2 separate regions of the Homo sapiens genome follow, and region 1 is linked to region 2. A link is an interaction called in ENCODE POLR2A ChIA-PET data of the cell type or tissue named here. Cell type or tissue: Panc1. All regions are shown on one strand. Links, peaks and the distances in the headings refer to the core of each region. The heading gives the core; the rest is flanking DNA.

The links. ChIA-PET counts read pairs that join two places held together with the same protein. Peaks named below come from ENCODE experiments on the same cell type or tissue, not always from the same donor. Only the 100,000 strongest peaks of a DNase experiment are listed, where the experiment ranks them.
Region 1: POLR2A ChIA-PET joins it to region 2 with 17 read pairs; 8 of 35 experiments call an interaction of 5 or more read pairs at or near these places.

Annotation. Positions count from the first base shown.
Region 1 is chr9:71,988,962-72,001,838 of GRCh38, forward strand. No RefSeq gene overlaps it. Among named protein-coding and RNA genes, the nearest start is that of C9orf57, 65 kb to the right of the region's middle. RefSeq lists an enhancer at 950-2,149. In Panc1, for the core only: no CTCF peak of the experiment used is centred there; no DNase peak of the experiment used is centred there; H3K27ac peaks cover 3,358 bases.
Region 2 is chr9:71,919,448-71,932,324 of GRCh38, forward strand. All of the region lies in intron 1 of C9orf85 (chromosome 9 open reading frame 85), which reads left to right. Among named protein-coding and RNA genes, the nearest start is that of C9orf85, 14 kb to the left of the region's middle. RefSeq lists enhancers at 25-531, 1,038-1,543, 1,544-2,049, 2,050-2,555. In Panc1, for the core only: no CTCF peak of the experiment used is centred there; no DNase peak of the experiment used is centred there.

The DNA.
Region 1 (12,877 bases), core at 3,122-11,121, 71 kb after region 2:
CTCGGCCTCCCAAAATGCTGGGATTACAGGTGTGAGCCACCGCATCTAGCCTCTGTGGGATCTTGACTGACATAGAAATTGCTACTACAGGTGGCCCCAGGAGAAAGACACTCAGATTGGGAATCTTGGTTTGGATAGTGCATTTACTTACTTGCCAGTGGTAAATGCGACACAGATAACCCCTGTCATAGGGCAGCATCATGGTTATTCACATTATCACTGTGTGGGCATGAGATGAAGAGCAGGAAGAGGGCAAGGCATTGGAAGATCAAGTACTGTGGCACTGACATTATGGTGATTAGTAATGATTATATAGACCATGGGACCACCTGGCTTCTTTTGACAGTGCTAGAAAGTATATGAAGAATAAAGGAAAAATGAAACTGTGAGTTTGCAGTTGAGATTGTAAGTGGATAATCAGAAAGCCTGGGTGGCAGCTTTTGAAGGATGAAGTGGCAGCTTTTGAAGGATGAAGTGTCTCCTATACTCACAGAGCAGATGACACCGTGGGCCACGTCCAGTTCCTAATGCTGAGCATTATAACAACATTTAATTGGGTTGCACACCAACTTCACTAGGCCTTTTCTGCCAAGGTGAGGGCACTGGTAGAGGAGTGGAGCTTAAAACAGGGGCTGGATCAATGTGGGTAAAGCAGAATTTTGAAACTCCAGACTCCCTTGGACTTCCCTAGCTATGCGAGGGAGCTCTGCCTCCACTATTTGAGAGAAGCAGTTCTTACCTACATAAAAATTTTTCAATACCTGCACCTGGGGCAGTTGTCACACAAGCTGAGGCCAGTGCCCCTCAGGACCTCCCTCCACCCAACACCTGCCCCTCATTACTACTAGGCCTTTACTGAAAGGAATTGCTAGTCCTGAAGTGAGTAGTGATAGCCTGTACACAGAAAGAAGTTTAGATCGGGATTGTACGAAACTGTATTGTCAGGAGCCTAGGGAGCCCTTAAGGGGTAGTGAATCCTAAGGATCTTAGACCAAGGAGAAAAAATACATGGCTTTATTGAGCCACACTCACAGAGATGGGTTGGGATTTAATGTATTGCATGGGCCACCCAAGAGTGACATTAATGATCTGCTAATTGAGCTTGAACTCATGGCCTTGGTTAATTGAGCTTGAACTCATGGCCTGGAGCCTTGAAACTCAGTGTGGTCTGTGGATCGGCAGCAGTGGCATCACCTGGGAGCTGAATGGAATCCTAGAATCTCAGAATCCACCCCAGACCTACTGAAGCAAAACTCTGTATTTTACAAGCCTCGCAGGTGATTTGTGTGCATATTAAAGGTTGAGAAAAACTTCTCTAGGCCTCTGATATAATGAGGTTGAAATATCGAACAGTGGCTTCCACACTGTGTTCCCAAACAACAGGGTTGGCATCATCTGGGAACTCAGAAATGCAAATTCTCAGACCCCACCCAAGACCTCCCGAATCAGAGTTATGGGGTAGGGGGCAGGAATCTGTGTTTTCACAAGCTTTCCAGGGGATTCTGATGCACAATCTTGTTTGAGTCAGTTTCATGACCTGCTTATGGCCTATAGTTAATTAGGTCAAAATGTTGGAACTTCCCTGGCATACCAAAGAGCAGTGCTTCTCTATTACAAACAACTACTCAGCCACCCTCTCATCTGCTTGTCACCAAAGCCGCAGGAAGTGCATCAGTGGGAAGATACCAGCCTGCTTGAAAAGGTGATGACTCTCCTTGAGAGGCCAGAGATAACCTTGGGGGAAATTGCAAAAGGACTGGGTTTTCTGATCTCATGGGACTATGGGATCCCAGAGGCCTGAGGCCAAATGGCAGCATTTAACTGTCAAAGACAGTTGAGTACACCAGCTACAGTAAGCCACAGAGACAGAGGTAATTAGAGATTTTTGGCCCACAGGCATCTGTGGCAATAACTAAATGATTATAGGATCTCTTGAAATGAAATCTGTGGTCACTACTGAAGTTCTTCTTGATATATACAGGTGAAAAAATTGGGGCTATACTGGGAAAACCTCAAATCTACATAATGGGAAATCTTGGCCTCTTAGGTCCCAGATCTTAGCCAAAGCCCCTCAACAGAGGGAAAGGGTGGATCCTTTGAGGACGGATGCTATAGTAGAGGCATAGCTGTTTATCATGAATGATCCATCTCCTCTTCCCTGGAAGAACTTACTGCCATTTACTTAAGAAACTATACATAGAGCAAAGAGAAATAACACACCCTCTCAGGAGTTACTAGATACTTACTCTGAACTGACATTTATCCTAGGAGACCTGAAAAATGCCAGTGGGGTCCACCATTCAGATAACTGGTGGAGTCTGGGCCCAGGTTCATCTTACGGTTGGTCCAGTAGGACCTTGGATCCACATTGTGGTTATTTCCCAGCCTTAAAATATACAGTGGGGCTACATATACTTAGTAACAGGCAGATGCCCATATTTGTTACCTATTTATGGAGCGAGAGTTACTATGGTAGAAAGGGCCAAGTGAAGACCCTGGAACCGCACCACCACCCTCCTTCATGATGGTAAGCTGAAAGCAATTCCCCATCCTTAGGGGAGTTGCAGAGGTTGGTGCCACCATTGAACACTTAAAAGATGCAGTGCTTTGATCCTTATCACATGCTCATTCAACTTACCTGTTTGGCCAGTGTAAGAGTCAGACAGGTAATGGAAAATGATTGTGTATCACTGCAAACTTAAACAGATGGTGATGGCAAAAATAACAATGATCTGGATGTAGTATCTTTACTGGAACAAATCAATACGGCCCTAGTGTCCATTTACAGTCGTTGACCTGTCATATTCCTTTCTCCCCCATTTCCATAATTAACAAAAATCAGAAGAAGTTCGTATTTTCAAGGCAGGGCAACATTATACCTTTACTTAGTTGTCTCCAGGCCACATGAACTCTCCTGGTCTCTGTTATAAAACAGTCCAAAGGGCCTGTAATCAACTTGATACCCTACATCGTGTCACTCTCATCTTTTACAATGATGACATAATGCTAACTGGAACTGGGGAACAGAAAGTAGCAAGTATCCTAGAAGTCTTAGTAAGTCACATTCATGCCAGAGGATAGGAGATAGAGTCCATGAACATTCAGGAGCCTGCTGTATGTGTAATGTTTTGAGGGGTGCAATAGCCTGGGGTAAGTCTCTCACTTTCTAAGAGTGAGAAGTAACTTGCCCTGCTTTGCACTGATCACAAGGGGGCACAACATTTTTGGGGCTTCTTTAGATTTTGGAGGCAACAAGCCACATTTGTGCATACTACTTGAACCCATCACCTAGGAAGCTGCGAAGCTGACAGTTTGGAGTGGGATAGAGAGCACGAAAGGGTTCTGAGGCAGATCCAGGCTGTGGTACCAGCTGTCTTGTCACTTGAGCCTTCTGACCCCACAGATTCAATGATACTCAAAATACCTTTGACCAACAGAGGTGTCTTATGGAGCCTCTGGCAATCCTCAATAGGAAACTTATGACCTGCTGGTGATTATTATCGTTGGAAGGTGGCTCTGGCTTGCTCCTGCACCCTGGTAGAGCCTGAAAGCCTTATCATGGGCTGCCCTATGTTTGTATGACCCAGACTACCTACCATGCATGGGAATATCCACTGAACCATAAAGCTGTTTACATGTGCAGCAGCATTCCATTTGTTAAAGCAAACTAAATACGGCCTGAGAAGGACTCCGTACTTCTATATTTGAGTCCTTGTGGATGAACTGTAACCTAGCTTAATAGTCAGACAAAATTGAAAACCTAACTTAAGAGTATGCGCCTGTAACAATAACTGAGTCTTGGCCAATTCCAGCAGCCATACTTCAACCACTCATAGACTGCTAAGTGTTCAAACTGTGTTCAAATAAGGCAAACACCAACCTGTAACCAATCCAGCTATTTCTGTACCTCACTGCTGATTTCTGTATGTCATTTCCCTTTTTTTGTCTATAAATCTTCTTCCACCATGTGGCTGCACTGAAGTCTCTGTGAATCTGCTGTGATTCTGGGGGTTGCCCGATTCGCCAGTTGTTCATTGCTCAATTGAACTTCTTTAAATTGAATTTGGCTGAAATTTTTCTTTTATTACATTTCACATGGAAGTGGGATACATGCAATCAACCTGCTTGTGCAGTTTACTTGGCTCCCGAACCTACATGAGTGAAGCAAACTGCACAAGCAAGAGGCCTGGCCTCCTGCATTGCCTGGTCCTCTGCTTCACTGCCCTCCCTCACCTCATACACATGGCCCCAGGGGAAGATTTCTGTGACCACTTGATGGAGGAAAATGGGTCTAGTTTACTGACAGGTCTTCCAGGTATGCTGGCTTCTGTAGCATAGATTCATTCAGGGATAGCCGTGAAAAACCATAGCAAACGGAAATCCTCCCAATGGGCAGAACTTTGAATGGTACTTCCGATTGTCCACTTTGTGTGAAAGAAGAGATGGCTCAGATCTCGAATGATTTATAAACAGTAGGAAGCAGATATTCCAGATTGTTAGGGACTTGGAGAAAACAATTGAGGAAAATTGGTGTCATGAAGGCTTGGGAGAAAAGCATGAGAAGGGATATTTCAGAACAGATGGTGGACAAGATAACCTGTCCCGTGGATGTCAGGTAATCTCTTTCTCCAGTCACTCTAGTGTTTTCTCAATGAGCCTATGCACAAAGTGGCCATAGTGGCAGGAATAGAGCCAGTGATGAACTCAGAGATGTAGACTTCCCCTCATTTTGTCACCATCACTGCTGAGTGCCCCACCTGCCCACAGCAAAGGCCAAATCTGAGCCTCTGATATGATACCATTCCCAGGGCCAGCAGCCAGCCATCGGGTGATACATTGATTACATTGGGATTCTTTCATTATGGAGGGAATAGTGGTTTGTCCCCCACAAGATCTGACACATATTCTGAATAGTGATTTCTCTTCCTTGCTTCCAGCACTTCTATCAGAATCACTGTCTTTGGACTTGGAGAATTCCTGATTTGTAGCCACCATACTTACACAACATTGTCTCTAATCAAGGGACTCATGTTGTGGCAAGGAAAGTAAATCAGTTTGCGGCCGGGCGCGGTGGCTCACGCCTGTAATCCCAGCACTTTGGGAGGCCGAGGCGAGCGGATCACGAGGTCAGGAGATCGAGGCCATCCTGGCTAACACGGTGAAACCCCGTCTCTACTAAAAAATACAAAAAAGTAGCCGGGCTTGGCGGCAGGCGCCTGTAGTCCCCGGGGGGCTGAGGCAGGAGAATGGCGTGAACCCGGGAGGCGGAGCTTGCAGTGAGCCTAGATCGCGCCATCACACTCCAGCCTGGGCGACAGAGCGAGACTCCATCTCAAAAAAAAAAAAGAAAGAAATCTGTTTGCACTCATGGAATTCATTGATTTAACATGTGCCCCATTACCTAGAATAACGTGGCTTGATAAACGGTAGAATGTCTAGACTACTGTAGATTCAATCAATGGAACCAACTCTGTAAGTTTGGGTTGCTGTCTTTTTTTTTTTTTTTTTTTTTTTTGAGACATAGTCTCACTCTGTCACCCAGACTGGAGCACAGTTGTGCAATCTCGACTCACTGCAACCTCTGCCTCCCGGGTTCAAGCGATTCTCCTGCCTCAGCCTCCCAAGTAGCTGGGACTACAAGCATGTGCCACCACGCCCAGCTAGTTTTTTGTATTTTTAGTAGAGACAGGGTTTCACCATGTTAGCCAGGATGGTCTGAATCTCCTGACCTCAGGTGATCCTCCGCCTTGGCCTCCCAAAGTGCTGGGATTACAGGCGTGAGCCACCATGCCCGTCCTGGGTTGCTGTCTTACCAGTATATGCTTTAAATCATCAGTGAACGTTAAGAGGCCCTTTTCCCCAGAGCCAGAATGCATAGGAAACAAGAGGTGGATGTGGGAGTACCTTCTCACAGCTGTACCGAACAGCCCTTTTAAGATTTTGCTTCCTTTCCCCACTATCCTGAGTTCAAAGGATTTGAAGATGCTAGAACCTGTAGAAGTTTCTCCACCAGGAAATATGGTGATGATTCCAATTACTTGGTAGCCCTGACCATTTTAGGCTTCTCATGCCTCTGAGCAAACAGGCAGAGAAGAGAGCTATCCTACTGGCCAGAGTGACTGATCCTGATACCAGAAGAAATTAGGTTGTTACTTCACAATAAAGGAAAAGAGAACCACAGCTGGAATGCAGAGGATTCACGGGGGCATCTCTTTAGTTCTCGCTTACCTAATAGTCTTACTCAGTAGAAAACATGGCCATCCAATAAAACAAGACCACTAAGAACTCAGACTCACCAGGAATCAATGATAGAGCTACCCCACAAGATAAAGAATCCCAACCAGCTGAGTTCTGACAGAAAACACGAAACAGGTGACAGAGGAAAACAGAGACTGGGCACGGTAGCTCACGCCTGTAATCTCAGCACTTTGGGAGGCTGAGGCAGGTGGATCACTTGAGCCCAGGAGTTTAACACCAGTCTGGGCAACATGGTAAAACTTGAGCCCAGGAGTTTAAGACCAGTCTGGGCAACACGGTATTTTTCTCTATGAAAAATACCAAAAAATTAGCCGGGCGTGGTGGCGTGCTTCTGTGGCCGCAGCTACTCAGGGGGCTGGGGAGGGAAGATCCCTTGAGTCTGGGACGTCAAGGCTGCAGTGAACTATGTTCGCACCACTGTACTCTAGCCTGGGCAACAGGAGTGAGACCCTGCCTTGAAAAAAAAAAAAAAAAAGACTGAATTGACATCGCCAGAAGATGATACAATTACTGGTGAGCCTTTGCATATCTCTTATGTCGGGGACATGAATTTTTCACTTGGAGGACAGGAGTGGATGCTTAAGGGAAGAGAGGAGAGATTGTAATGAAAGTTTCCTTTTGGCCTTGCAGATACACACTGTCCCCTTCTCCTCCAGTGCTATTCCCAAAGAGGTTGACATTTAGGGGCCACAGCAACCCGCCTTCTATGATTTCTGATTTCCTGTGGGTTTGGTCTTTGGGAAGCATCCACAGGGAACTGGAGGAAGGAGAGGTTAGAGGATTTACTCCCTTGTCTCCCTGCATTAAAGGTGGCTGCAGGCTGGTAGTGTCCCTCAACTGAAGCCCCTCTCCACACAATTGTCTAAGTTTCTGGGTTCTAGTAATCACTAGAAACCACTCTTTCCCTCTCTCCTTTAGGCCTAGGCAGGACTAGTCTTGGGGTATTGTCCTATCTCTTATGAGTTCCCTGTACCCTATACTGACCTTCTAAATTGTGTATTTACTTAAATTTTTCAAATTACCCAATTTGAGTGGGCCATCTGCTTGTCAGATTCCTTATAGACACCTTATGTGGACATTTGTGTAAAACATGAAAGTCATTAATTTTTTTTTTTTTGAGACGGAGTCTTGCTCTGTCACCCAGGCTGGAGTGCAGTGGCGCGATCTCGGGTCACTGCAAGCTCCGCCTCCCAGGTTCATGCAATTCTCCCACCTCAGCCTCCTGAGTAGCTGGGACTACAGGCGCCCGCCACCACACCCGGCTAATTTTTTGTATTTTTGTAATAGAGACGGGGTTTCACTGTGTTAGCCAGGATGATCTCAATCTCCTGACCTCGTGATCTGCCCACCCTGGCCTCCCAAAGTGCTGGGATTACAGGCGTGAGCCACCGCGCCCAGCGAAAGTCATTAAATTTTTAAAAGCAAATGAGGGCTGGGTGCAGTGGCTCATGCCTGTAATTCCAGCAGTTTGGGAGAGTGAGGCAGGTGGATCACTTGAGCCCAGAAGTTCAAGACTGGCCTGGGCAATATAGTGAGACCCCTCTCTACAAAAAATACAAAAAAAAAAAAACAACTAGCCAGGTGTGGTGGTGTACCCAGCTACTCAGGAGTCTGAGGTGGGAGGATTGCTTGAGCCTGAGAGGCAGAGGTTGTATGGAGCAGTGATTCCAGCCTGGGCAGCAAAGCAAGACCCTGTCTCAAAAAAAAAAAAAAAAAAAAAAAAAAAAAAGGCTGGGGCGCAGTGGCTCACACCTGTAATATCAGCACTTTGAGAGGCTGAGGTGGGTGGATCACCCAAGGTCAGGAGTTTGAGACCAGCCTGGCCGACATGGTGAAACCCCGTCTCTAATAAAAATGCAAAAATTAGCTGGGCATGGTGGCATGCCCTTATTATCCTAGCTACTCAAGAGGCTGAGGTGACAGAATTACTTGAACCCAGGAGGCAGAGGCCGCAGTGAGCCAAGATCGCACCACTGCACTCCAGCCTGGGTGACAGAGTGAGACCCCCTCTCAAAAAAAAAAAAGTAGTTAATAAGCCTAGCTTTCTCTCCTTATCTTTTCTTCTATCAATCAGACCAGGGCTTAGAGGGAATCATAGCTCAGGGGGTATGGTACTTAGGTTCAGAAGTCCTAAAGTTGCAGCTTGGGGCTTAGGAGTCTCAGGCTTAGAAATTCTATTTTAAAATCTGTTAAAAAATCAATTAATACGAGCACTAATTCAGCTACCGGTAACCACTTGCCTTTCGCTGGTGTGTCAGTTGCAGGGCAATATTTCTAGGAGAAATGTATCTTGTGTTCAAAGTAACCGACCCATGAACCTTGCAATATATTAATACATATAAACACACATACATATATTAAATATCCTAGCATGGCTAAAACTAAAAAGACTGACCATGTCAAGTGTTGGCAATAATGAGTAGTTACTAAATGTTCATACGTTGCTCATGGGGATGTAAAATAGGACAACCACTTTGGAAAACACTTTGAAAAGTTAAACATTCAATTATCTGGGTGTGGTGGTGGGCGCCTGTAGTCCCAGCTACTCCAGAGGCTGAGGCAGGAGAATGGCGTGAACCCGGGAGGCGGAGATTGCAGTGAGCCAAGATCACGCCACTGCACTCCAGCCTGGGCGATAGCAAGACTCCGTCTCAAAAAAAAAAAAAAAAAAAAAAAAAAAGTTAAACATTCATCTACCATATAGTCCAGTCATTCTACTCCTAGTCATTTCCTCAAGATAAATGAAAGCATATGTCCACCCAAAGTTGTTCATGACAATTTTATTTACAAAAGTTCAAAGCCGAGGGGTGGGGAAAGCTAAATGTCTATACATAGATGAATGGATAAACAGATTGTAGTATTTTCATGCAGTAGAATACTACTCAGGAATAAAAAGGAATAAATGATTTTTTTTTTTTTTTGAGACAGAGTCTTACTCTGTCACCCAGGCATGAGCGCAGTGGCACCATCTTGGCTCACTGTAACCTCATCTCCCAGGCTCAACTGATTCTCCTGCCTCTGCCTTATGACTAGCTGGGATTACAAGTGCACGCCACCATGCCCAGCTAATTTTTGTATTTTTAGTACCGATGGGGTTTCACCATGTTGCCCAGGCTAGTCTCCAACTCCTGACCTCAATTGATCTGCCTGCCTCAGCCTCTCAAAGTGTTGGGATTATAGGCATGGGCTACCGTGCCTGGCCAGAACAAACTATTAATGTATACAGCATGATGAATAAATGAATCTCAAATTAATTATGCTAAATGAAAGATGTGATAAACAAGAGTATATACTGTATGATTTCATTTATATACAATTTTTGAAAATGCAAACTAGCCAATAGTGACAGAAAGCAGATCAGTGCTTATCCAGGGAAGGAGGCATGGGGAGTGGGAGGATTGAGAGAGGCATTATAAAGGAACACAAAGAAACTTTTGAGGGTGATAGGTATATCTAGTATCTTGATTGTGGCAATAGTTTCATATCTCTCAGCATTTGCTTGTAAAGGATTTTATGTCTTCTTCACTTATGAAGCTTAGTTTGGCTGGATATGAAATTCTGGGTTGAAAATTCTTTTCTTTAAGAATGTTGAATATTGGCCCCCACTCTCTTCTGGCTTGTAGGGTTTCTGCCAAGAGATCCACTGTTAGTCTGATGGGCTTCCCTTTGTGGGTAACTCAACCTTTCTCTCTGGCTGCCCTTAGCATTTTTTCCTTCATTTCAACCTTGGTGAATCTGACAATTATGTGTCTTAGGGTTGCTCTTCTCGAGGAGTATCTTTGTGGTGTTCTCTGTATTTCCTGAATTTGAATGTTGGCCTGCCTTGCTAGGTTGGGGAAGTTCTCCTGGATAATATCCTGAAGAGTGTTTTCCAGCTGGTTCCATTCTGCCCATCACTTTCAGGTATACCAATCAAATGTAGATTTGGTCTTTTCACACAGTCCCATATTTCTTGGAGTCTTTGTTCATTTCCTTTTACTCTTTTTCCTCTAAACTTCTTGCTTCATTTCATTCATTTGATCTTCAATCACTGATACCCTTTCTTCCAGTTGATCGAATCAGCTACTGAGGCTTGTGCATGCGTCACATAGTTCTCGTGCCGTGGTTTTCAGCTCCATCAGGTCATTTAAGGTCTTCTCTATACTGTTTATTCTAGTTAGCCATTCGTCTAATCTTTTTTCGAGGTTTTTAGCTTCCTTGCAATGGGTTCAAACGTCCTCCTTTAGCTGGGAGAAGTTTGTTATTACCAATTTTCTGAAGCCTACTTCTGTCAACTCATCAAAGTCATTCTCCATCCTGCTTTGTTCCGTTGCTGGCGAGGAGCTGCCATCCTTTGGAGGAGAAGGGGTGCTCTGGTTTTTAGAATTTTCAGCTTTTCTGCTCTGGTTTCTCCCCATCTTTGTGATTTTTATCTACCTTTGGTCTTTGATGATGGTGACCTACAGATGGGGTTTTGGTGTGGATGCCCTTTATGTTGCTGTTGATGCTATTCCTTTCTGTTTGTTAGTTTTCTTTCTAACAGTCAGGTCCCTCAGCTGCAGGTCTGTTGGAGTTTGCTGGAGGTCCACTCCAGACCCTGTCTGCCTGGGTTTCACCAGCGGAGGCTGCAGAACAGCAAATATTGCTGCTTGATCCTTCGTCTGGAAGCTTCATCTCAGAGGGGCACCCAGCTGTATGAGGTGTCTGTCAGCCCCTACTGAGAGGTGTCTCCAAGTTAGGTTACACGGGGGTCAGGGACCCACTTGAGGAGGCTGGCTGGCTGTTCTCCGAGCTCAAACACTGTGCTGGGAGAACCACTGCTGTCTTCAGAGCTGTCAGACAGGGACGTTGAAGTCTGCAGAAGTTTCTGCTGCCTTTTGTTCAGCTATGCCCTGCCCCCAGAGGTGGAGTCTACAGAGGCAGGTGGGTCTCCTTGAGCTGAGGTGGGCTCCATCCAGTTTGAGCTTCCCAGCTGCTTTGTTTACCTACTCAATCCTCAGCAATGGCGGACACCCCTCCCCCAGCCAGGCGTGCTGCCTCACAGTGTGATCTCGGACTAGCAGTGAGCAAGGTTCCGTGGGCATGGGACCCACTGATCCAGGCATGGGATATAATCTTCTGGTGTGCCGTTTGCTAAGACCATTGGAAAAGAGCAGTGTTTAGGTGGCAGTGTCCCGATTTTACTGGTACAGTCTGTCACAGCTTCCCTTGGCTAGGAAAAGGAAATCCCCCAACCCCTTGCACTTCCTGGGTGAGGCTATGCCCTGCCCTGCTTTGGCTCACCCTCCATGGGCCGCACCCACTTTCCGACCAGTCCCAATGAGATGAACCAGATACCTCAGTTGGAAATGCAGAAATCACCCCTCTTCTGCATCGATCACGCTGGGAGCTGCAGACCGGAGCTGTTCCTATTTGGTCATCTTGGAACAGACCCAAATTATATCTTTAAATAGGTGCAATCTATAGTATGTCAATTATCCTTCAATAAAGCTGTTTATTTATATTTATTTTATTTTATTTTATTTTATTTTATTTATGTATTTTTCTTCAAATGGATTCTCACTCTGTCACCCAGGCTGGAGTGCAGTGGCGCAATCCCGGCTCACTGCAACCTGCACCTCCTGAATTCAAGCAATTGTCCTTCCTCAGCCTCCCTAGTAGCTGGGATTACAGGCACCTGCCACCACGCCCAGCTAATTTTTGTATTTTAGTAGAGACAGGGTTTCACCATGTTGGCCAGGCTGGTCTAGAACTCCTGACCTCAAGCAATCCCCCTTCCTTGGCCTCCCAAAGTGCTGAGATTACAGGCATGAGTCACCACACCCGGCCCTATATTTATTTATATTTTTAACCCAATCCAGGAAAAGATTGCCTGGGCTTGATTAAACACATAGTATAGGAGTTGCAGCAGAGAAATAGATCACTGAAAGCTTGCACCCTTAGGAAGCAGTGACAAGGGAAAGGAAGAAATTTGTTTATGTGCCAGATACTTTACTAGGGTTTTTTGCTTTGTACTCTGTCTCAGTGGTCCCCAACTTTTTGGTATGAGGGGTTTTTCCACGTATTGGGTTAAGGGGTGGGCAGGTGGGGGAAGGGGATGCAGAAGGAGGATGGTTTCCAGATGAAACTCTTTCACCTCAGATCATCAGGCATTAGATTTTCATAAGGAGTGTGCAACCTACATCCCTCGCATGTGCAGTTCACAATAGTGTTCACACACCTATGAGAACCTAGTGCTGCCACTGATAGGACAAGAGGCAGAGCTCAGGTGGCAATGCTCACTCACCTTCTGCTGTGCAGCCAGGTTCCTAACAGGCCACAGACCACTACCAGTCTGTAGCTCAGGGATTGGTTGGGGACCCTGCTTTATCTCAGGTAATCCTCATGACAATCCTAACAGAAGGGTACTATTATCCTGAAAATAGAAATGAGAAATTTAAAAATGAGAAAACTTTAGTTCAGAGAGGAAAAGTAACTCATTCAAGACAGAGCAGGGATTTAACCTTATTTAAATCTACTTCATGTGTTCTGCCTGTACCATTCTGTCTCTCTCTGCGTGTGTGTGTGTGCGTGCGCGTGTGTGTGTGTGTGCGTGTGCGCATGTGTGTGTGTGTCTCACCAGAAATTGAACTGGGCCCCA
Region 2 (12,877 bases), core at 1,943-9,942:
TGATTCTAGTGTTATAGAGGTCACCCTCTTTTATCTTTCTCCAAATTGAGAAATATTCTTTGATATGTTTCCCAGTGCTATTAAATGAGTTTATGTTAAATGTATTCCCTCCTCCATTGATTTGTTTTAAATTTAACATATTTTTTCAAGTGACAAGATAATTTGTGGTGTGCTAGGCATTATGATATACATAATATTATACCTAATAGTGCTAGTGAAGCTCTTTACTTTTCCTTTGTGCCCTTTTCAATGCTTTGAAGAATTGTAATCCGTACTATTGTTTACCTTTTATTTTCTCTTCTCTCTTTCACACAGCATAATTTCATCTATGCTTGGGGATGTTCCATATACTTAGATTCCCAGGTTGCTTCCACTTGAAGCTAATAAAGCATGTTTCTTTTTTCTTTTTTTCTTTTTTTTTTTTTGAGACTGAATCTCTGTCACCAGGCTGGAGTGCAGCGGTGCAATCTCGGCTCACTGCAATCTCCACCTCCTGGGTTCAAGCACTTCTCCTGCCTCAGCCTCCCAAGTAGCTGGGATTACAGGTGCACATCACCACACCCAGCTAATTTTTGTAGTTTTTAGTAGAGACGGGGTTTCACCATGCTGGCCAGGACAGTCTCGATCTCTTGACCTCGTGATCTGCCTGCCTTGGCCTCCCAAAGTGTCAGGATTACAGGTGTAAGCCACCATGCCCAGCCTAAAGCATGTTTCTTAATGTTGAGGCCTGATATAATATAATTTTTTTGTGTGCATTAATCATATATTTTAGGTACTTCATTTTATGTCTAATACATGACAGCTGAAATTAATTTGTCTTGATTTGCTCTACTATGGGGAATAGTACTATACTTACTGTTTTTAGGGAATAGTATTATACTTATTGTTGGATTAATTATGACATTTTATAATTGTATCACCAGTATTTGTTTCTACATAAATTCACGCTTAGAAACAGACTATTCTGCAAATTCTTCATTCAGGTAAATTCATTAATCTAAAAGAAAGTTGTAATTAATATGAATTCACCCCCAAATGGGCCATTTTCCTTTTAGAGAAACACTATAGTAGGGAGGGGCATAGTTAGACACAAAACCTTGGGGTTGAGAGTTACAAGCTGTGGCATTTGTTATTTTAAGCCTCAGGACTCCACACCTGCAAAAATATTACTGTGAGGTCACAGGCAGGTATACAGTGAATCCTGCATGTCCTCAGAACACCCCAGCTGCCAGCTCACTTCAACCTCAATGGCTGGTGCTGTTTTTCACATCTTCACTTTTGTGAAAGGAAGAAATGAAATAAGGAGGGGATAAAGGAATAGCTGACATGCCTAAGATTCTTTTCTTAGATTTTTCTTATCACTCCAGACCAAATAGCACTTAAATATATTGAATGTGTAAAACAAAAAAAAAATTCTAAGCCCCTCAACCAACTTAATGGACCCCCCCTTTCAGCCAAGGGGACCTCAAAGAAACTTAGAAAATTAATTCAGGCCATGATGGGAAGTGGGGAACAGGTCAAGACATGCCTCATCATACCCTTCTCCATTTGGAGTCTAGACACAACTGACCAGCAGTAACATTAAAATAGAGATCTTAAGACTAACAAAATAGACTCTGTAGTAGTAAGATACCAACTTCCAACCTGACTCTAGTGTAGTATCACATGACAGATAGCAGGCCCTGAAGGAAATCAAAGTATTTTTCCGGAAAATATATTTCTTTTGACATATTTAAAATAGCCCTGCAAAGCTGTGTTTTGTGGGGGGAAATTTGCATTCTGTAGAGAATCTCCTTCCCCTTAGGAGAGTCTGACACCTTTTAAGGTCTTTTAAGAGACATTCACTGGCTATTCTCTCTGAAGCCTGCTACCTGGAGGCTTCATCTACATGACAAGAACCTTGACTTCCACAACTCCTTTATCTAAAGGCAAGCATTTCTTTATGCTGTATTCAATTGTTCAGGCAGAGCTGAACTCTTTTAACCAATTGCCAGTCAGGAAATCTTTGAATCCACATATGATCTGGAAGGCTCCCCCACCTCCCTTCCCTACAAGATGTCCTGCCTTTCCAGGCTAAACCAATGTGTACCTTACATACAGTGATTTATGTGTTAGCCTGTAACTTCTGTCTTCCTAAAATGTACAAAACCAAACTGTATCCCAACCAGCCCATCTTGGGTACTTGTTCCCAGGACTTCCTGAGACTGAGTCATGGGCCATGGTCCTTAACCTTTGCCAAATAAACCTCTAAATTGATTGAGACCTGTCTCAAATTCTTTTTGGTTTACAAATGAAGTAAATAAACATTCCTTTTTTTTACTGGTCTGATGTGTGCAAGGCACTGTCCATGAAGGTAATTAGCATTAGGATTCTTTAGTTGCTAACTTAAGCAGAAAGGGAATTTATTGGAAAGATACTGAGCTACTCTCTTGAAACTTCCAAAAGGCATTTATTTGTTTTGGTTGGCTTTTTATTTTTTTTTTATTATTATTATTATTATTATTATTATTTTGAAACAGAGTCTTGCTCTGTCGCCAGGCTAGAGTGTAGTGGCGCAATCTTGGCTCACTGCAACCTCTGCCTCCCGTGTTCAAGCGATTCTCCTACCTCAGCCTCCCGAGTAGCTAGGATTACAGTCGCCCACCACAGCTTCTGGCTAATTTTTGTATTTTTAGTAGAGACACGGTTTCACCATCTTGGCCAGGCTGGTCTCGAACTTCTGACCTCGTGATCCACCTGCCTCAGTCTCCCAAAGTGCTGGGATTACAGGCATGAGCCACCGTGCCTGGCTGGTTGGTGTTTTAATGTCCTAGATTCCCAGATCATTCATTATTACTTTTCCCTATTTGGTTTGTACATACCCTAACCCGATGCAATTTTCCAACCTTTCAATGCTCCCTCCCCTAATGCTTCCACTTTACCTTCTACAATTTATAGTCTGTTGTCATGAAATAGAGACATAGTATTGAATATAAAATGTCTTTCACTTTCTTGCCCTACCTGGCTATTCCTGGGAGCACTGTTTCCCTGTAATCCTCTTAAGTGATGATGTATTTTCACCCCACATCTTTACCACCCCTCTCCCATGTAGAACCATTTCTCCCATTTGCTGTGTTTGTTTCTCCTTACTCAAAAACTGTAGCTCCTCGGAAATACATGCTGTCAGACTACTATACTCTCCAGATGTGTACTAAACTCCTAGTTACACCTTCTCATTAGTACCTGGGCTTGCTACCTTTCCACAGTTCCTGTCATCATACTTAGTAATTGCTACATACACATGGATAATCTGTCCAACATCTGACATCTCATTGCCACCTCAGAAGTCTACCCTCATGGTCAGACCACAGACTTGCTCCTCACTGGTAACTGCTGTACTTACAAAGTTTTTAAAAGACTGGGCCAGGCGTCATGGCTCACGCCTGTAATCCCAGCACTTTGGGAGGCTGAGGCGGGCAGATTACAAGGTCAGGAGTTTGAGACCAGCCTGGCCAACATAGTGAAACTCCATCTCTACTAAAGATACAAAAAAATTAGCTGGGCGTGGTGGTGCACGCCTGTAACCCCACCTACTCGGGAGGCTGGAGTGGGAGAATTGCATGAACCCAGTAGGCAGAGGTTGCAGTGAGCTGAGGTCGCGCCGCTGCACTCCAGCCTGGGCAACAGTGCAAGACTCCGTCTCAAAAAAAGACTGACCACCATCCATCTGGTTTCCATATCCCTCAGATAATATTTATTATCCCCATTGGGTAGTCCTGTCCATTAGCCCTTCTACTTTTTACTGTACTTCATTCATGTCTTGATTTCCCTGCTTTTCTATTTTATTTTTATTTTTTTGAGACAAGAGTCTCTCCCTGTTGCCAGACTGGAGTACAATGGCATGATCTCAAAGCTCACTGCAACTTCCGCCTCCTGGGTTCAAGTGATCCTCCTGCTTCAGCCTCCCAAGTAGCTGGGATTACAGGCATATGCCACCACGCCTGGCTAATTTTATATTTTTAGTAGAGATGGGTTTTCTCCATGTTGGTCAGGTTGCTCTCGAACTCCTGACCTTATGTGATCTGCCCACTTCGGCCTCCCAAAGTACTGGGATTATAGGCATGAGACACGGCGCCCAGCCCTTCCCTGCTTTTCTAGTTTGGAGCCTATGTTTCATCAGTGTAACTGTTCTTTTGCATATACCCCAGCTCCCTTGTCCATCTTTCCCTCTGTGGTACTCAGCTGACAGAACCTCACTCTGCTTAGATTCAGCTTTTTATTAAACCACCACCACATCTATCAAACTACCAATGTCTGTACCCATATATTTTATTTTATTATTACCGTAGATGAAACTATCCCTGAGGCTAGCCGCTCCACAACACCCTGGAGCCCATCTTGCCTACCTAAGGATTTAATGTGTAAATTTCCTTAGATTGTTCATGCTTTCTTGCATCCTCAATCTTTCCATCTCTAATGGGTTATTACAATTCCTATTAAAACACTCCCTAGATAGAACAAATGTTAACCTTTAAGTCGTGGCTTTTGGGGACAGATACAGGTACCCAGATGACCAGGCTCTTTTCAGAAATAGTATTAGTGGATGTGAAAAAGCATTCCAAAAGATCCTCTTAACTGTTTAAATATACAAAGCAACTTCAGATAATCCTTCTTTGGGCTGAAAGAAATCAGTGTGATTTGATTTTCTAACAGTGATTAATTTGGTCCCTGTAGGGTTTTTTGGCTTCTAAAAATATCAAGTGAACTTAGACTTTCCCATAGCTTTGGAGTTGATTTTCTCAACCTTAGTCCTAATTCTTTTCCAATTTATCTGCTTATTCTTGAGGTGGAATGACATTTTTAGAACTTTATGGCAAACATTTTCTTTGATATTTTCTCAGATGTATTTTTAGTTAGAAGAGTTGGAGCTACATTCTAAAATGTTAACGCAAATTGTCCTTTTGTAACTAACTTGTATGACGCATTTTCTGTTTTGCTTTTGTTTTTGCAGAGTCTTATGTCATAAAGAAGTATTTCTTCTTGTAGTTGATGGAGTTATGTATATGTAATAATTTTCAAATGATGGTCCATCAGCAGTAGAATTCAATTACAACTTTACACTAATCAGACCCAGTTTTGGAGGTCAGCTGATATTGTAGGCCATTCCCAGCATCATGGATATGAAATGCCAAGCTAAGCTAGGGATTATTTTAAATGCTTTGTTGTTCTGAGAATATTTATATAGGTTGCTTACATCAGGTGTCTGTCTTGTTTGTTTTTAAATGACTCATGCCACTGAAGTCATCAATTTGAGTAATATATTTGACATCATGGTATATACTTATATATGTGAATGTTCAATATACCATCATTAGTCTTTATCATAAGGCACTATAGTAATAGGATGTCATGTTTCCCATAAACTTGAATGACATAATAATGCTAAATCTGGTTTTCAGTAAAACTAGAATAGTCATGTGTGGTAAGTTGTCATCTATTATTGATATAAAATAGTATTGTGGTTACTTTTACATATGTAACACTGTTGCTTGAATTTAAACGCACCAATACAGAACAATGAGCAGTTCTTTGACTCTCATATGATGATTCAATGTCAGCTAGTCCTTAGTATATTAAAAAAAAATTCCTGGCTTACTGTGGTAGTTAATTCTAATTTTAATGTGTCTCTAGGGACACATTTATTAAGGTCTTTTATTCACTGCCCAGTAAGAAAAGTCAGTCAAATTTAACTGAGGTATTTTTCTAATTCAAAATGGCTGACTGAACATGTACTTAAAATTTTCCTTTTCTTGGCTGGGCACGGTGGCTCAGGCCTGTAATCCCAGCACTCTGGGAGGCCAAGGCGGGTGGATCACTTGAGGTCAGAAGTTCAAGACCAGCCTGATCAACATGGTGAAACCCCGTCCCTACTAAAAATACAAAATTAGCCATGCATGTTGGTACACGCCTATAATCCCAGCTACTTGGGAGGCTGAGGCAGGAGTTTTCTTTTTCCCCAAATCTCAGTAAGAAGAAAAAGAAAGAAAAAAAGAACTATGATACCAAAAAACTGAAGAAGGTTCTGTCGGCAGAAAGCAGCATTAAGGAGAGCAGGACAAAGACAGGTCCCTTCTCTGAAGCTGGAGGAGACGGTGGACTCCGTTGTCCAATCAGACTCTCTTGGGAAAAAATATAGGGAGGCAAAATTCGAAGAAAAGGAACATATAGCTGAAAGAGACTGTTTTAATCAGTCAGTAGCTTCTGATAAAGGCCAGATTATCTATAAGAAATGAACAAGCTGTTTTTTTATATATCTGAATGTAGCGAACTTTGTAACATATACATTGAGCAGTTAAACAAAAAAGCAAAATAAGTTCTACTTTTATTTTAAAAATTAAGATAACTAAAGATATGGAGAGGATTAGATTTATACAACTAAACAGTGTATGAATTTACAACATAATATGGGTGGAAGTTAAGGTTTTTTCAGTAAAACTCTAGAATAATGCCAAGATAGAAGAACAACTTTCTAAAGTGGGGAAATGCCATGAAAGAGAAAGGCAGAGCAGTATACCTGATCCCTGTTGGTCTTAGAGCTTAACAAAGAAACCCTTGTGCTTAGAAGCAAAATGCTTCCTGTGTATACTAAAGCAAAGCCATAGCTCTTAATTTTTAGTCTGTCAACAGAGCCAGGGATTGTATAATTAATATCTGAATTCACTTCCAAAGCAATAGTGATTCCCAATTCTGCTTTAGTAATGCATTCTATAGCTACAGCTCTTTAATCACTAGCAGCACTGTCCATTAGACCTTTCTGTGATAGAAATATGCCCGATAATTGCTATCCATTTTGGTAGCCAGTAACCACATGTCCCTATCGAGCACTTGACATACAACCAGCACAACTGGGGAATTTTAATTTTATTTAATTTTAGTTCAATTTAAATAACCAAATGTGAATACTGGTTACCATATTGGATAATGTAGATTTAGGCCCTCATTTATAAATATGAGCTAAGCAGACTAAACTTTTTAGGAAAATAGAAACCATGAAACGCATGCTAGAAACCCTCCCATGCCCAGTTAAGAGAGGTAATGTAAGTCACAGAAGAGTACTTTTAAAAACCCGAAACCCGAAGTATCCTAAATTATATCCTTAATGATTCAAATAGCTTTCAAAGTCCAAAAACCAGCAAACACTGCTGTTGAAAAAAAAAAAAAAAAAAAGAATCCTGTGACATTGCTTAAAAACTACCACTGTGGTTGTAGAAATGTAAACATCTTAATAGAAAGGCTGAATAGGACAAGGTTAAAGACTAAATTAGTGATTTGGGAGATCAAGCCAATGGGCTTGTCTAAAACCTAGTCAAAAAGGTCAAAGTGATAAAAATTATGAAATAAAATTTGATATTTGGAGGCTCAAGCTAAGAAAGCTGCTCTGTCTAAAGGAAATACAGAGGACATGGAAGGTAAGAAAGAAATGATAAAAAGAAAAAAAAAACTCCAAAGTTAAGGAAAATCTTAAGCCTTCAAGTAGAAGGGTTCTATCAAGTGCTTTCTAGGATTATTGTGGGAAAAAGATGTTACCTAGACATATCATGGTGAGGTTGGTAAACTCCAGTGGTAAAGAGAAATTGCTACCCTCTTTCAGAGGAACAAAAGAGGTTAACTACAAAGCAACTGTAAGTAGGCATCAGACTTCTCATCTATTATCATAAAAAGTAGGGTAAGGTCTACAAAATACTGTAAAGGAGTATTTTGAATTTAGAATTTCTTATAGAGCTAAGCTATGGCTCGCTCATATGTCAGGGCAAAAAATCATCCAGGCTGAAAGTTTGTCAAAAAAAAAAAAAAAAAAAGTATACATTTAGGGGTGTACTCCAGAATATAAAAAGATGCGAGAGAAGAAACTGATGAACCAAGAACTTAGGAAAACTGGGTTAACTTTAAAAATGATTGACAATATGGTAGTGAAATTTAATGCTGTTGTTATATAGAATTATAAAAATAGAAGAGGTAAATCTTTTAGAAGAAAAAAAAGTAAACTCATAGTTCCAGGTTTCAACCAAACCTAGGGATTAAAAATAAATGCAAGCTAACGATCTTGTCTTGTTTGGGTGGTGGAGAAGCCACAAACAAGAAAAATCAGTATTGCCATCAAAATTTTAAAGTCTGAGTGCCTATCATTCTGGCCTTTGTAGTGTTAATAGTCTAGCTGGGAGATAAGACCAGTGTACAAGAAGCAATAGTAAGCAATCTAGTAATATTACTAAGACCTTCTTATGATAAAAAGCTTAAAATTAAAAATAGCTGATAAGTTCTTGAAGTAGATTTTTAGTTCATTAGTAAAGTGATATTTGAACTGTAGTAGTATTTATATAATATAACATTAAAAACACGGGGTTTCTCCTCTCTGTAAAAAACAGTTAACTGGATTACTTTATTTTCTGTCCTTTATCAAGTTACTTGCATTTCATGGCCAGGCACAGTGGCTCATGCCTGTAATCCCAGCACTTTGGGAGGCCAAGGCGGGTGGATCACTTGAGGCTAGGAGTTTGAGACCAGCCTGGCCAACATGATGAAACTCCGACTCTAACTAAAAATACAAAAATTAGTAGAGCATGGTAGCACATTCCTGTGATCCCAGCTACTTGGGAGGCTGAGGCAGGACACTCGCTTGAACCCAGGAGGCGGAGGTTACAGTGAATCAAGATTCTGCCACTGTACTCCAGCCTGGGCAACAGAATGAGGCTCTGTCTCAAAAAAAAAAAAAAAAAAAAAAAAAAAAAGGCAATGGCTTATGTGAATATCTGCACGAGCTGTCAATTAGCCCTGTATCTATATGCCTCCTTCTCAATGCAAATTTTTCTAAAAGCTCACTTTGAAGAAATCAGTTAGTTAATTTCTTATTTTAAACACTATTTTAACTCTAAGAATATATTGCTTGCTGTTCAGATTTATAGAATGCACTGTGAGGAAGGGACTACACATCATGAATCTTCTGAATCTTTGAGATGCTTAGCATAATGCGGAGTACATACTAGCTCATATTTTTTTGGATTGTTCCTGTAGACAATAAAGAGATGGTCATGATACAGACTGTACTTAATTCTAACCTGTGACACATTTTATAGTTTAATATGTTGGAAGGAGTCCTAAACTTGGAGTCAGGGCCACACCAGGAGTAGACTCTTCACATGAATACTGAGTCACTCTTTATATAACTGTGGGTGAGTTATACCAACTCTTTATAAGTTAGAATATCAATAAATAACAGTACCACTTATTTTCCTTCACACAAGGATGATTTGAGAATAAAATGAAAAGAATTATAGGACAAATTCAGATACAGCAAAAGTATGGAAATAAAAGGTAGTATTTTATTACAGGTAATTTGCATTCTTCATTAAGAATATATATTAATTTTATCCCTTAGATTTTTATATTCTTGTCATCAAAATCCTCTTTCTGCTGTTTCTAAGAGTGAGAAAATGCTCTCAACTGAAGTTAGGCAGGTCACATGTGAATACTGAGCTTTAAACCAAATGAATCATGGTACAATCTAATTTCTTCCTGATGTGAGTTGACTCTTGAATTCATTGTTACCATAAATAGGGTATTCTTGTGACATATTAATATGACCAGAGCGAGGCACCTATCTTTGAGGAAGTTAGTTTTAAGATGGTCATTGTCCTCTTACACCTGCCCCAAGTAAATGACTTACGAAGCAGATTTTTTTTAAAGACAAAATCATTTGGTTTGTGGACATTACCAATTATTATGTTTGTAAGACTTAACTCCATACATCCCTATTAGGAAATCTCATTCTTCTTTTTTGTTTAATACATGTTAAACAATAGTCCATCAGTGGTTTGTCTCTTTTAAGATCACTAACTTGGGGCATACCGTACCGGTTGGACAAGATCTCAAATGGTGACTTAACTTTTAATGAGTGCTTATAAAAACATGTGTGTTGCCTCATGACACTATGCAATTGCTGCTTTAGTGGTGCTTTTTGCATTCCAGTTGAATTGTACATAGGTTGGCCCATATTGCTCACCATTTAGTTAGATCTTCATTGTTTAGATCTCAGTATGTTGAAAATCTGGGAACAGCATCATAGAAAACTATATCCTCCTCTCTTAGAACATTGCTTAGCAAAAATTATGTTTTGTTCTCTAAATGAACTTTTCCAACTTCGAAATTTTGTGACTTTTAAATAATGTATAATACTCTAATGTTATTCTAGGAACAAGCCAGCATGTTTGGCCTTATTTACAAAGCAGTTAATATACCAGTGTTAGAATAAGTCAAAACACTGTACCAATGAAAATGTGTGCTCTTCCAAGTAGTATATGTGTTTTATTTTAATATTTAGAAGATCTAAAAAGCTATAGGAACACATGTTCCACTTGTAACTTAATAGCATGCCTTAAACTTAAAGATATCTTTTTATGGATTCTGCCTCTGCTGCTTCTGATTAATTTTGTGACCTCAAGCAAATCTCTTAATTCTTTGAGCCTTAGGTTTCTCATCTGCAAAACGAGGATAATTATACCTACTCGTAGCCACAAGAATGTTGTAAAAATAGCAGGGAGAATTTTTATACAGAATTAGACATGTGGTTTGTAGATTTATGGTAGCAGTCTTTTGAATAAAAATTATTTAGTTTGCTATTATTTTTATAATAAAAACCAAAAGATTTATTTTATAATAAACTTTGTAGATAAATAATTCTTCCCTAAGAATGCTTTTGTCTGGACACCTGACCAAAGTACAGCCATGTTCCATGCACATAAAATCACTCAGACTTGAGTAAGCAGAAGAACATTGACCAGAAACATAAACAACCAAGCAGGGAGCTAAATGATAAGGATACTAGAAGATCTGAGAAGATAGAAACTCATGCATATAGCTATATTTCCTTTAATTTTCATGTGGATATTCTCTGTTGGAAGATAATGTTCCAGGTTCTCTATTCCCTGTTTTTCCCCAAAATACTTATTACTCTCCCGTTAATTATGATTTGCCACTTTCTGTATATGATGATGAAGGTATGGCTATGTGGACAGTAAAGACAGAAACAGGCCAGGCATGTTGGCTCACACCTGTAATCCCAACACTTTGGGAGACTGAGGTGGGAGGATTGCTTGAGCCCCAGGGGTTGGAGGCCAGCCTGGGCAACATAGTGACATAGTGAGACTCTGTCTCTACCAAAAAAAAAAAAAAATAGCCAGGCATGGTGGCACATGCCTGTGGTCCCAGCTACTAGGGAGGCTGAAGTGAAAGGATCACTTGAGCCTGGGAGGTGGAGGCTACAGTGAGCCGTGATCCCACCACTGCACTCTATCTGGGTGACAGAGCAAGACCCTGTCTCAAAAAAAAAAAAAAAAAAAAAAAAGACACAAACAAAGGTTGAGAATCACTGATCTAGAAATTACCCACATTTCTTAGCATGTTCCTAATTTTAGATTCACTAGCACATTTGGTCTGACCTTTGAACTTATAACTAAGGCAGAGGTAATTCAGTGGGAAGAGTGAGGAAGAAGGAATAGTCTCCCAACCTTCGAGGTGTTTAGATTTGGCTTAAATTTCAGGAATAGGAATAAAGGCCAGAAACTACTGATGTAAACTTTATTTTTTCTGACCATGGAGGAAGTCAATCCAGAAAACAGCTGATTTCTGTACAGTGCAGTACCCATGTCAATCCATGTCTGAATTAAGGGACTTTAGTCATACAGAGTGAGAATCTGGGAAAAATTACATCTGGGGGTGATGCCTTTTGATACGTGATTTTGGAAAAGCTTCTTAAATGATAGCTCTTCTGGATTCCTGACTTATGCCTCTACCATATCTTTTCCTGTCAGTTCAGAGATTATTCTGGAGACTGTTTCTGCGTATGCTAGACTAATATATCAGATATCTGAAACAGTCTCCAGAATGTTTAGTCTGTAACTAAACAGTGTTTAGTCTGTAAACACTGTATGTTTCAAAGCTTTCTTTAAGTCACTTGTTTGGAGCTCAGAATTCATCACCCCAAAGAATCAGTGCTCTCAATGGTGAAATTAAAAATCAGTCTAAGATTTAGTTTCCAAAAGAAAGGCAGTATGGAATAGTGGGGCAAATGATGAAATTTGGAGTCAGAGGCGTGGCCTTGAGCTCTGGTTGTAATATTTGGTAGATGTGTGATCTTGGACAGATTATTAAACCTGCCTGGATTTGTTTCTTCCTATATAAGATAGGAATAGTACTATTCATCCCTCAAGATAGTTGTAAGGAAATGATTTAATTAATTGTAAAAATTGATTTTTAAGCAGAAGGTACTCTACACTTGTCAGCGATTTATTATTTCTCACCTACACTAACCAGTGTTGTTTAAACTATAAGAATCATAACTTTCTTTTTCAGGAAAAGTATATCACGTCCTTAATAGTATTCCCAGTAGCAGAGGTGAGATAGGGAACACATTTCTCTAGAAATGTCGGTTTGCTTTAGCTGCCTAGGGCAGTGGTTCTTAGACTTTGGTGTGCTTAAGGATCATCTGGAAAGCTTGTTTAAAATGCAGAATCCCAGGTGCCAGACATTCTTAATCAGTATATCTTAGGGTTGAGTCCAGGAATGATCATTCTTAACAAGACTCATCTGTGATTCTGATGTATGTGCTCCTCAAATCATACATGAAACTATTCTAGTAATTACCTTCTCCTGTATTTGATGCTCAGATCTGATACTCCAGTCTACATGAGTAGCTTTCCAAGGAGCACACACACTCAGTTTGTACACACTCAGTTTGTACAGTTTGTACACACTCAGTTTGCCTTGGGAAATGGTCGGGGGAGGAAGAGATTATTTTCATAGAAGCTCATTCTATCTGAATTCTTTCTTGGCATTAATCATA